Regions from separate parts of the Homo sapiens genome. Here all the other regions are linked to region 3. Evidence: chromatin loops called from intact Hi-C (ENCODE). Cell type or tissue: psoas muscle. All regions are shown on one strand. Region 1 has its middle 43 kb from the start of CDR2-DT. Region 2 has its middle 23 kb from the start of ZP2. Region 3 overlaps POLR3E (RNA polymerase III subunit E).

Evidence for each region. A loop is a pair of places that touch in the nucleus more often than their neighbours do. Peaks named below come from ENCODE experiments on the same cell type or tissue, not always from the same donor. Only the 100,000 strongest peaks of a DNase experiment are listed, where the experiment ranks them.
Region 1: a loop joins it to region 3, with 3 times the contacts of the local background. A loop is called at or near these places in 11 of 110 quality-filtered maps.
Region 2: a loop joins it to region 3, with 7 times the contacts of the local background. A loop is called at or near these places in 9 of 110 quality-filtered maps.

The regions. Positions count from the first base shown.
Region 1 is chr16:22,415,879-22,419,878 of GRCh38, forward strand. It overlaps the pseudogene RRN3P3. Among named protein-coding and RNA genes, the nearest start is that of CDR2-DT, 43 kb to the left of the region's middle. In psoas muscle, no CTCF peak of the experiment used is centred here; no DNase peak of the experiment used is centred here.
Region 2 is chr16:21,186,459-21,190,458 of GRCh38, forward strand. No RefSeq gene overlaps it. Among named protein-coding and RNA genes, the nearest start is that of ZP2, 23 kb to the right of the region's middle. RefSeq lists enhancers at 2,513-2,602, 2,653-2,722. In psoas muscle, a CTCF peak has its summit at 2,402 (motif pointing right); a DNase peak (open chromatin) is centred at 2,453; H3K4me3 peaks cover 377 bases.
Region 3 is chr16:22,319,168-22,323,167 of GRCh38, forward strand. It overlaps POLR3E (RNA polymerase III subunit E), which reads left to right. Exons shown (of 21, transcript NM_018119.4): 14 at 3,683-3,764. Among named protein-coding and RNA genes, the nearest start is that of POLR3E, 24 kb to the left of the region's middle. RefSeq lists enhancers at 2,545-3,092, 3,093-3,642. In psoas muscle, a CTCF peak has its summit at 2,233 (motif pointing left); a DNase peak (open chromatin) is centred at 2,274; H3K27ac peaks cover 284 bases.

The DNA.
Region 1 (4,000 bases), 97 kb after region 3:
TCATTCAACAAATATTAACACCTACTACGTACCAGGTCCTGTGCTAAACCCAAAGGAAAAAGAGGAAAAGATGCAGCCCCCACTCTGAATAAGCTCACAGTCAATTATAGTGAGAATCTTAATGTTGGATGCTAGGTGCTATTACAGATGTAAGTGTGGGCTGTTGAGGGAGTGCCCACTGGCTTAGCATACAATTCAGACTGAGGAGAAAATAAATGATCTCTCTAATGAATTTTGAAAATTCATAGTAGCAGGGAGTCTGTGCAAGCACAGAGAGGCATGAGGTTGTAGGACATGATTGGAGGAATGGCTGATGGTTTAGTAGTAGAGCTTGAGAAGTGTAGACCTGATCCTAAAAGGAAAGGAGCATTATAATTATTAAACCAAGAAGTAATAATATCAGATTTGCCTTTTAAAAGATAACCCTGGGCTGGGCGTGATGGCTCACGCCTGTAATCTCAGCACGTTGGGAGGCCGAGGTGGGTAGATCTCTTGATCTCAGGAGTTCGAGACTAGCCTGGGCAACATGGTAAAAACCCATCTCCACAAAAAATGCAAACACTAGCCGGGCATGGTGGCATGCACCTGAAGTCCCAGCCACTTGGGAGGCTGAGGCAGAATAATTGCTTGAACTCGGGAGGTGGAGGTTGTAGTGAGCCAAGATTGCGCCACTGCACTCCAGCCTGGACGACAGAGCCAGACCCTGTCTCAAAAAATAAATAAGTAAAAATAAAACATTAGGCCGGGCGCGGTGGCTCACGCCTGTAATCCCAGCACTCTGGGAGGCTGAGGTGGGCGGATCACGAGGTCAGGAGATCGAGACCATCCTGGCTAACATGGTGAAACCCCGCTTCTACTAAAAATACAAAAAGTTAGCCGGGCATGGTGGTGGGCGCCTGTAGTCCCAGCAGCTCGGGAGGCTGAGGCAGGAGAATGGCGTGAACCCGGGAGGCAGAGCTTGCAGTGAGCTGAGATTGTGCCACTGCACTCCAGCCTGGGTGACAGAGCAAGACTCCGTCTCAAAAAAAAAAAATAAATAAATAAATAAAATAAATAAATAAAATAAAAGATTACCCTGAAGTGTGTTTTGAAGGGATGTTAGCTGGATTGCAAAGAACAGTTAGAAGGCTAACAAAGTGATTTTATATGAGGAATGCTGGTTCCACTGGTTAATATTGTGCATGGGGCCAGTGTGGTGGCTCACGCATGTAATCCAAGCCCTAAAGCAGTGGAAGACAGAAGGCAAGAGGAGACTGACATGAGAGATTAAGGAGTTAGAACCGCAGAACTCAGTGGTATCTCATTATAGAAGCATGGCTCAAAATTGGGTAATTGTGGCTAAGAAATGAGTATCTGAATGAAGGAAGTGAATGTGGACTGTCCTGGACCGCATTTCTTCTGTAGAATGTAATTCTTCCTCAGACTCATCTTCTCCATTTTCGAGGTGACTGTTTTCCACCTGAACTGGGGACATTGCTTGAAATCCAAGTAGCAGTAAAAGCCTCAAGCAATATTGTAGTAGAAAACCCTGGTGATGGTCAAGTGTGGTGGCTCTCATCTGTAGCTCTCATCTTCCAGCACTTTGGAAGGCCAGAGCAGGAGGATCACTTGAGGCCAGGAGTTTGAGACCAGTCTGGGTAACATAGCAAGACCCCATTCCTACAAAAAAAATTTTTTTTAATTACCTGGGACTGGCCGGGTGCAGTGGCTCATGCCTGCAATCCCAGCACTTTGGGAGGCCGAGGCAGGCAGATCACAAGGTCAGGAGATCGAGACCATCCTGGTTAACACAGTGAAACCCCATCTCTACTAAAAATACAAAAAAAATTAGCCAGGCATGGCGGCAGGTGCCTGTAGTCCCAGCTACTCGGGAGGCTGAGTCAGGAGAATGGCGTGAACCCGGGAGGCAGAGCTTGCAGTGAGCCAAGATTGCGCCACTGCACTCCAGCCTGGGTGACAGAGCCAGACTCTGTCTCAAAAAAAAAAAAAAAAATTAGCCGGGAGTGGTGGCACATGCCCATAGTCCCAGCTACTTGGGAGGCTGAGGTAGGAGTATCACTTGAGCCCAGGAATTCGAGGCTGTTGTGAGCTATGATCTCACTACTGTACTCCAGCCTGGGCAACAGAGTGAGAGCCTGTGTCACAATCAATCAATCAGTCATTAGGCTGGGCTCTGTGACTCATGTCTGTAATCCCAGAACTTTGGGAGGCTGAGGCAGGCAGATCACCTGAGGTCAGGAGTTTGAGACCACCCTGGCCAACATGGTGGAACCCTGTCTCTACTAAAAATACAAAAATTAGCCGGGCGAGGTGGTGCGTGCCTATAATCCCAGCTACTCAGCAGGCTGAGGCAAGAGAATCATTGGAACCCGGGAGGCAGAAGTCACAGTGAGCCAAGATCACGCCACTGCACTCCAGCCTGGGCAATAGAGCGAGACTCTGTCTCAAATAAATAAATAAATAAATAAATAAATAAATAAATAAAATTAAAACCCTGGTGGCTAAAAGAGGACAGGAACAGAATCTGGAATAGAAAAGACCCAAAGCCCTGTATTTCCTGTTATAGCTTATTTGCTGATAGATGTCAGAGCAATGGAGGAATGGCAAGTGTGTTTTTAACCTATCTCTCTGAATTTTCTTTGTATTCTCAAAGAACACGAAGGCCCTAAAGCAATAGTTCTCAACCTTGTTGCACATTAGAATCACTTGGAGCCTGAAAAAGTCCTGATGCCCAGACCATACCCTAGACCAGTTAAATCAGAATGTCTGGGGCGTGAGATCCAGGCATATGTGTTTTTTTAAAATATAAAACAATACTTCATTTCCTTTATTACCTAGTTGTATCGTTAAAATAAGAACAAATACAGTGGAATGGAATACTTCATATGACTTCATGTGAAAAATACTTCATTATACAATAAACAACCCTCATGCATTTCAACATTGCCACCAGTAACACTAAAGACTCCCAGTTCTATTCATATGTGATCATCACTGCCCTACACCCCAACCCCAGCTCCTCCAAGCTTCAACAGGCATCAGTATTTTTCGTAGCCCCTGGCTTATTCCATCATGCAGCCAATGTGGGAATCTAGAGATTGACTTCCTTGGAAACAGAGGCTCTAGAGACTAATTCTTATTGGCTCAGCTATAGACACGTTGGCAGCCAGACACGTTGGCACACTAGTCTCATGGTACTATAAGCATTTTTTAGAGGTATAAACTCAAACAGCACACTCAAGTGTCATTTATCTTTGAGTGATAATTTAACAGTTGGCATTTGGTGGCCCCACATAGCTAATGCTAATCTGAAAGTGTCCAACTGAAGTCCACAGGTTAATTGCACACTTAGCAGGATATGGTGTGATGATCAGAGAATTCTTTGAGATTCACCAGTGTAAAGAATTTAGCAAAAATGTGGCTGGGCATGGTGGCTCTCGCCTGTCATTGGATCCCTTGAGTCCAGGAGTTCAAGGCCAGACTGGGCAACATGGTAAGACCCTGTCTCTACAAAAAATACACAAATTAGCCACATGTGGTGGTGCACACCTGTAGTTCCAGCTACTCAGGAGGCTGAGGCAAGAGAATTTCTTGAGAATTTCTTGAGCCCATCAACAGGTTTTGAATGTTCCAGTCTTTTTTTTTTTTTTTTTTTTTTTTTTTTTTGAGTCAGGGGTCTCATTCTGTCACCCAGGCTGGAGTGCAGTGGTGCGATCATGGCTCACTGCAGCCTCAACCTCCTGGGCGCAAGCCATCCTCCCCTCTCTGCCTCCTGAGTAGCTGGGACAACCATGCCCGGCTAATTTTTTTTACAAGACCACTGTTAAAAGCCCGGAAGAATCCTGCAGCTCGCTGTGGTGGGCTGTTTTGCGTGTGCTAGAGTCTATTCAGCATTTCAGACAGAAAAGCCTCAGCATTCCTCTTCTGTGGGTCTCCACCGTAGCTCCTTTGAAATCTCTGCTTTCTCACACTTTCCCATCTGAGTCTTTGTGCCATGGCC
Region 2 (4,000 bases), 1.1 Mb before region 3:
GAGACCTTGTCTCCAAAAAAAAAAACAAAGAAAAGTTGTCAAAATGCATGGCTACATGAGTCATTTAAAACTGAGTGAAACAGGAAGATGTAAAAGACCTGTTGTTAACCAAGCTGTGGAGGACCGTTAAGGACTTCGGGCTAAGGTCCTTACAAAGATATCCTTAGCCTTTTAGACACACAGCTCAATGTGTGGCCGATTGGAAAGGTAATTAATCCCCAGAGCATAAAAACGATGACTTTTTTACAGTTATAATGTTAATTTATCAGTATGTCCAGGTTTCTTGTTTGTTTATTTTTGAGCATTCGCCATGTGCTGGATGCTATTTTTTTTTTTTTTGAGACAGGGTCTCATTCTGTCACCCAAGCTGGAGTGCAGTGACATGATCATAGCTCACTGCAGCCTCGACCTCCCAGGCTCAGATAATCCTCCCACCTTAGCCTCCCGAGTAGCTGGGACCACTGGTGCCCACCATCATACTCAGCTAATTTTTGTATTTTTTGTAGAGACAGGGTTTCACCATGTTGCCCAGGTTGGTTTTGAGCTCCTGAGCTCAAGTGATCCTCCCGCCTCAGCCTCCTAAAGTGCTAGGATTACAGGCGTGAGCCACTGCGCCTGGCTGCGGGGGGCTATTTTAAGCCCAATACACAGCAATACATGTTTCCAGTGCGTCCTCACTACCTCCCATTTTAGAGATAAGGAAACCGAAAGATTGACAAGTTAAATTGCCTAAGGGCCCATAGAATTAGAAGTGGGATTCTAACTGCAGTTTGTCTAACTGCAAAAGACATCCTAGGCTGGGTGCAGTGGCTCATGCCTGTAATCCCAGCACTTTGGGAGACTGAGGCGGGTGGATCACCTGAGGTCAGGAGTTCAAGACCAGCCTGGCCAACATAGTGAAACCCTGTCTCCACTAAAAATACAAATATTGTTAGCTGGACATGCTGGCGGGCACCCGTAATCCCAGCTACTCGGGAGGTTGAGGCAAGAGGGTTCGCTTGAACCCAGGAGGCAAAGGTTGCAGTGAGTCAAGATCATGCCATTGCACTCCGGCCTGGATGACAAAGTGAGACCCCGTCTCAAAAATAAAACTAACTAACTAAATAAATAAATCTAGATCAGCAGTTCTCAGTTGGGAGTGATTGTTCCCCGCCCCCGCCCCCCGCCCCAACCCTCAACCAGCACCCCCAGGGGACATTTGGCAATGCCTGGAGGCATTTTTTTTGTTTGAGACAGGGTCTTGCTTGGTCGCCCAAACTGGAGTGCAGTGTCAACCACAGCTCTCTTGACCTCCCAAGCTCAAATGATGCTCCTGTCTCAGCCTCCTGCATAGCAGGAACTACAGATGTGTGGCGCCATGCCTAGCTTTTTTTTTTTTTTTTTTTTTTTTTCAGTAGAGATGGGGTCTCACTGTGTTGCCAGGGCTGGTATCAAACTCCTGGGCTCAAGTGATTCTCCTGCCTTGGCGTCCCAAAGTGCTAGAGGCATTTTTTGTTATCACGATATGCGTGCCTGTGTTGGGTGCTGCTGGCATGTAATGAGTAGGGGCCAAGGATGCTGCTCAACATTTTACCAAGCCCAGGACAGGCCTCCACAACCAAGAATTATCTGGGCCCAAATGTCAACAGTGCCAGTCTTGACAAACCCTAACCTCAACAAATAATAAGAATTAAGAGAATTAGGCCAAGCAAGAGCACAGCTGGTGGAGAGGGGGTCAAAATTGACCAGGTCTGCCCCAGAGTGACCAGTGGCAATCGTGGCATCATGGAAACACACAAGTTCACAGTTGTGAAATGGTTCAGGTTGTCAAAGAGTTTTCGTATCAGTTACCATCCTTACCTTTCATAACAGTCCAGAGACGTTATTCTGCTCTCATTCCCATCCCCTACTCTTCAGCTGATGGAAGAGGAAAGCAGGGTTAATGGATGAGTCACCTGTGGAAGTTCTCAGAGTCAGCAAATGACTAAGCCACAGAACCCGGTTATCGGCCTCCTAGCCCACGTGCAGATCCTTTCCTCCCCCTTCTGCTGCCTTTTTTGTTAAAGCAGAAGTGACAACGACGAAACGTTCGGAAGATGGACTACAGTGTCCCATGGCAGTTGGGAGTCAGCCATCCAGGGGGTCCATACACTGCAGAGGGCATGCTCCGTGTATGGACCTCCAGGCTGGAGAGGACATGCTCCGTGTATGGGCCTCCAGCAGCACACATTGTTTGTTCATGTTTCCAAAACTCAGGAGGAGACTCAAGCCCCAGCCACATGCTCTAGGAGTCTCTATGCCCCTGTTAGGAGCTCCCGTGCTGGAGTTTCAATCCCCAGCTGGAAACCTTAGAAAAACCATCAGAAGGAAACGCAACTGTTTCCTAATGAAAGCGTTTCATCTCTGAGCCAGTAGAGGGAGCGCACATCCAGGCCATCCGAAGCTGGCTCAGCCGAGACTTCAATAGCACCGAGGGCTGGAAGAAGCATTCAACGCGCGATCCTTGAACTTGAATGAGCCTATGCATAGGAGCCTGTTAAAAGCCAAATTCGCGGGCGGATCACGAGGTCAGGAGATCCAGACCATCCTGGCTAACACAGTGAAACCCCGTCTCTACTAACAATACAAAAAAAAAAAATTAGCCGGGTGTGGTGGCGGGCGCCTGTAGTACCAGCTACACGGGAGGCTGAGGCAGGAGAATGGCGTGAACCCGGGAGGCGGAGCTTGTAGTGAGCTGAGATCGCGCCACTGCACTCCAGCCTGGGCGACAGGTGACAGAGCAAGACTCCGTCTCAAAAGAAAAAAAAAAAAAAAAAAAAGGCCAGATTCTGGCCGGGTGCGGTGGCTCACACTTGTAATCCCAGCTACTCAGGAGGCTGAGGCAGGAGACTTGCTTGAACCGGGGAGGCGGAGGTTGCAGTGAGCCAAGATTGCGCCATTGCACTCCAGCCTGGGTGACGAGAGTGAGACTCTGTCAATAAATAAATAAATAAGGCAGATTCTGAGTCTGTAGGTCTGCATCAGGACCTGAGTTCCTGCATTGCTTATCAGCCACCAGATGAAGCCTTCCACCGGCCACACCTTGAGTAGCAAGGTAATAGATAACTTCTCCCACCCTCTCCCATAGATGGTGGACCTGAGGCCCAGGGAGTTTAGACTGCTTACTAGAGGCCAAACAGAAAGACTGCAGTGCTGGGGCTAGAACCCATGACTCCTACAGCTGGTGCTCACTTCATAGCATCTTCCCTGCCCCTCTGACCCTGAAACAGGATTCAGGGAAGAGGATCCCTAAGTGTGGGTGAGGAGTAAGAGACTATACTATCTGCTTTGAATCAAGCTTCTTTATACTCTATTTTTGGTCAAGTTACTTCCCTTGCAGAAGTACCAATAGAAATTCAAAGATGAACACAAGCAGACTCCAATTCTTTTGGGCCTGAGGGAGCCAAAGTAAAATAGATTTGTTAGTGAAGTCCCTCTTATTTTTGGTTAGTACAAATTTGGCAAGTCATCCAAAGAAAAGCTTACATATAACTTGGTATGTTTTTATGAATGCAAATTATAGCCATAGACTTTCTCCTAAGAATGAAGTTTCTTAGCTTGAATCAGTTTAGATGAAAAATGCCTCCCTTAAAAAATAAGAGCTCCTAAACTCTCACTAAACATGAAATGCAGAGGCAAGTGGTTCTAGGGTTGATTTGGGGAACACAATGAAGTTATCAAGGATTTAGGCTTTCCATTTTTTCGCTCCATCGTTCTCAGGGTGTCTTTAGGGTTATTTCCTCATAGTTACAACATGGCTGCCATAGCTCCGGGAATCACATCACATAATCATATCCAAAAGCAGGTAGAAAAGGGGTTAGCTGCACATACCTTTTTTTAAATAAGGAAAAAGAAGCCCCCTCTCAACTTCCCCTTAAATCTCATTGAACAGAACTGTATTACATGCTCACCTCTAAACAGAAGGGAAATGGGACGTTATCTTGGCTATCTCATGCCAAGCAGGATTGTCCCCCAGGGTGTG
Region 3 (4,000 bases):
TTCACCATGTTGGCCAGGCTGGTCTCGAATCCTGACCTCAAGTGATCCACCCACCTCGACCTCCCAATGTGTTAGGATTATAGGCGTGAGCCACCGGGCCCGGCCTACGCTGTATTCTCTTAATGGGAGCATTTGGTCCTTTTAAATTTAATGCAGTTACTAGTGCTTTGGGTTTAAATCTACAGTGCTTTCTATTTGTCCTGCCTACATTGCATTTAAACTGTTTTTTGTTTTTTTGTTTTTTTTTTTGAGACAGAGTCTCGCTCTGTCCCACAGGCTGGAGTGCAGTGGTGCGATCTCGGCTCACTGCAAGCTCTGCCTGCCGGGTTCACGCCATTCTCCTGCCTCAGCCTCCCGAGTAGCTGGGACTACAAGGCACCCGCCACCACGCCCAGCTAATTTTTTGTATTTTTAGTAGAGATGGGGTTTCACTGTGTTAGCCAAGATGGTCTCCATCTCCTGACCTCGTGATCTGCCCGCCTCGGCTTCCCAAAGTGCTGGGATTACAGGTGTGAGCCACTGTGCCTGGCCGCATTTAAACATTTTTTAAATTGACACATAATGTACATATTTATGGGGGCAGTGTGAAATCTAAATACATGTATACAATGTAATGATCAAATCAGGGCAATTAACATATCTATCCCCTCAAACATTTCTCATTTTTGTGTTGGGCACATTCAAACTTCACTTTTCTAGCTATTTAAAATTATACAATAAATTGTTCTTAATTATAGTCACCCTGTAGTACCCTTTGTCCTGCCTACATTGGATTTTTATATCATTCTTACCATCTGCTGGATTCATTTCTGTTTCTATTTTTTCCTGCTAACTTGGAAGTTACACTGTTTGGGCTCATATATTGATTACCCTACAGTTTTCAGCTTACATTCATGACTTAACACATTTTAATGTTAATTGCTGCTTTTTACCCCATTCCAATCTATTCAGAGATCTTAGAATATTTTATATCTATCCTCATACTTACACACTGCTAGATTGGTATATATATATTTTTTTACCTTTTTAATTTGCCAATCTTCTCTAGTGTTCCAATTTTAGTATATGTACTGCCGAAGAGAGCACAGGATTGGTGTATTTTTATTTTTTTTTTGAGATAGTCTCTCTCTCTTGCCCAGGCTGGGGTGCAGTGGCACAGTCTCAGCTCACTGCAACCTCTGTCTCCCGGGTTTAAGCGATTCTCCTGCCTCAGCCTCCCAAGTAACTGGGATTATAGGCGCTTGCCACCACGCCCGGCTAATTTTTGTATTTTTAGAAGAGGCAGGGTTTTGCTGTGTTGGCCAGCTGGTCTTGAACTCCTGACCTCAGGTGATGCACCCATCTCGGCCTCCCAAAGTGCTGGGATTACAGGCGTGAGCTACCGTGCCCGGCCTGGTGTATTTTAATTCTCTGTATGTTTTCAGCCCCATAAGACATTACTGTATCCAGTCAATCAATATTCTTTACTCGCATGTTTATAATTTAGTCATCATTTCTTTCTGCATCTCTAAGTTTCTATCTGGGATCATTTCGTTCTGCCTAAAGAATGCTATAGTATTTCCTTTAATGTGGGTCTGTTGGTGATGCATTTCCTTGGTTTTTGTGTGTCTGGAAATGTCTATTTCACCTTTGTTCTAGAATTCTAGATTGGTGGTTATTTTCCTTTCCACGCGTTGATATGATTTTGTTGTGTTCCGACTTCATTGTTTCTGTTGGCAGTTTTGTTCTTATTCCTTTGAAGGCAGCCTGCCTTTGTTTTCCTCTGGCTGCTTTTAGGAGTTTCTCTGTTTTTGGTTTTCTACGGGTTCGTTTAGATGTGTCTTTAAGTGTGAATTTTTTACATACTCTGCTGGGGATCACAGGTCTTGAGCGTGGGGCTTGATGCCTTTCAGTGGTTTCTCTTCGGCGAATCCTCCCCTAGACCATGTGCTGCCTCCACGAGACCATCAGTTTCAAGGGATTAGGGATGTCTGTTTTGACTCCTGCTTTATGTTCCCAGTACCCGGAATAATGCCTGGATATTACCAGTGCAGACCCTTGGTAAATAATGTGGCTACGTTTTACTTGAATTATATTGATTCTGAATGATGTAGCATTAATTGCATTAATAACTCACTTTTTAAGTAATGTAGTTTAAGGTGAGCAATGTGACAAAATGTGAAATGTTGAACATTTTAAGAAAATACAATGCCTTGAAAGCTCCTCATAGTTGTAGAGTATATTCGTGTTACTGCCACCTGGTGGCGCCCTTGCACTGCTCCACAGGTGCCCAGCGCAGTTTGTCAGCACCTTGCGGCTGTTGTCCTTTGTTACACGTTTTCATCATGGAAGGCTTTTGCAATGGCGCATCGCGTATTACATAGGACCACGTGTGTATATTTACACCATAAGTGAATGAAAGCCAAGAGGGGTCCTCCCGTCACACACCTGAGGACACTGGCCCAGAGAGGCATGGGACTTGCCAAAAGTCTTGCAGCAAGGCAGCCGCAGAGCCCTGTTAAAACCTAAGCCTCATGGCTCAGCCCTGGGCTCTGCACCCAGCACTGCATGTGTCCCCTGGAGGTGCTGCCCCTTTTAGTTTCGCCCTGTCCTGGGGACTGGAAGGTAGGGACTTGGGGACTGTGGGCATTTCACCTGCCCCGGCACTTCTGTAAGCCCTACTCTGCTGCTGCCCATGCTGCCATGTCAGGGGCCCCTGGGTGAGGGTCCTGTGTGTGCCTGTGAGGAGACAATGCAAAATCCATGCCTCCATTCAGTCACTATGGCTAGACTGCTCGTTCTGTGCCATGGACCGGGCTCTCATTCAGACACTGCCCCTGGGGATGGCGGCTGTTACATTTGAGCTCCCTGAATGCAGAGATCATGGCATGGACCAGGTTTGTTTGGTCAGCACACACTTAATAGGTACCTTCGCTGTGGTGGCAGCGATGAGCCACATCGGCAGAGTCCGTGTCCCCACAGAGCGTGGCCTTGCAGGATGAGTGACAGTTGGTTGCCAGGTGGACCTGAGCAGGGGGAGGAGGAGGGCTTGGCAGCAGAGGGAGGGACAGTCAGAGCACAGGTGCCGCAGCAGGGGCTGAGCCGGGGTTGCAGGGCCTGTGGCTGGAGCTGGGTCAGGGCTACACTCTGGAGATTCTCGTGCCCTGCTGTCCAAGGCCCCGGCCTTTCCTCTGAAGTTCCCTGAACCTTGAGTGCTGAGCCTGTTCTCTCCGAGGGCTAACATGCCTCCCCTGCCTCTGACCTCGGTTCATGCCCACCTGCCCCTTTCAGCAGGTGGCCAAGGGCTTGCAGATGGCTTCATCCCTGGTTCTCTTGGTGTCACGTGCAGGGACCAGTTGTCTTCCAGAGTCCTGGGCTCCTTGAGGTCCCGGGCTGTTCCTCACCTTGTCTGTCTCTGAGCCCGTGACCTCTCCCTGAATGTGCAGGGGTCTTAGGATGAGGCTGGTGTGCATGGCGGGTTGAGGGGTAATAAGAGGAAGAACTGGGGGGATGTGTGGGGTAGAGGGGTGCTTCTTTCCCATGTCTGTGTTCACAGATGTGGCTCCTAAGGGGAGGTCTTGGGGCTCAGGCCTGTACCCAGCCCACGGTGGAAAGAAGCATGGACTGGGGCTTGGCCGGGAGGGGTAGCGGTAGAGGGGGCTCAGGGCAGGGACTGACCTGCCATCCTCACCTGCATTGGCAGTGACATCCTATACCCCAAGGACTCGTCCAGCCCTCACAGCGGCGTGCCTGCTGAGGTGCTCTGCAGGGGCCGAGACTTCGTTGTAAGTACCTTGGGTTCTCTGGACTCACGGTGGGGGCGTGGGAAGAGGGGGGCAGCGGTGCAGGGCTTCTGAAGACCGGGGCCCGGCAGAGGCTCCAGGTGGAGGCGGGTGTGTGAGGAGGCCCTGGCCTCTGCCTTTCTCCTCCTTCCTCTCAGAAGCCTGGAGTCTCGGGCTGGAAAGAACCTTCCAGTTCCTCTAGCGCAGTCGGGGGGTGGGTCAAGAAGCACGTTTCATTC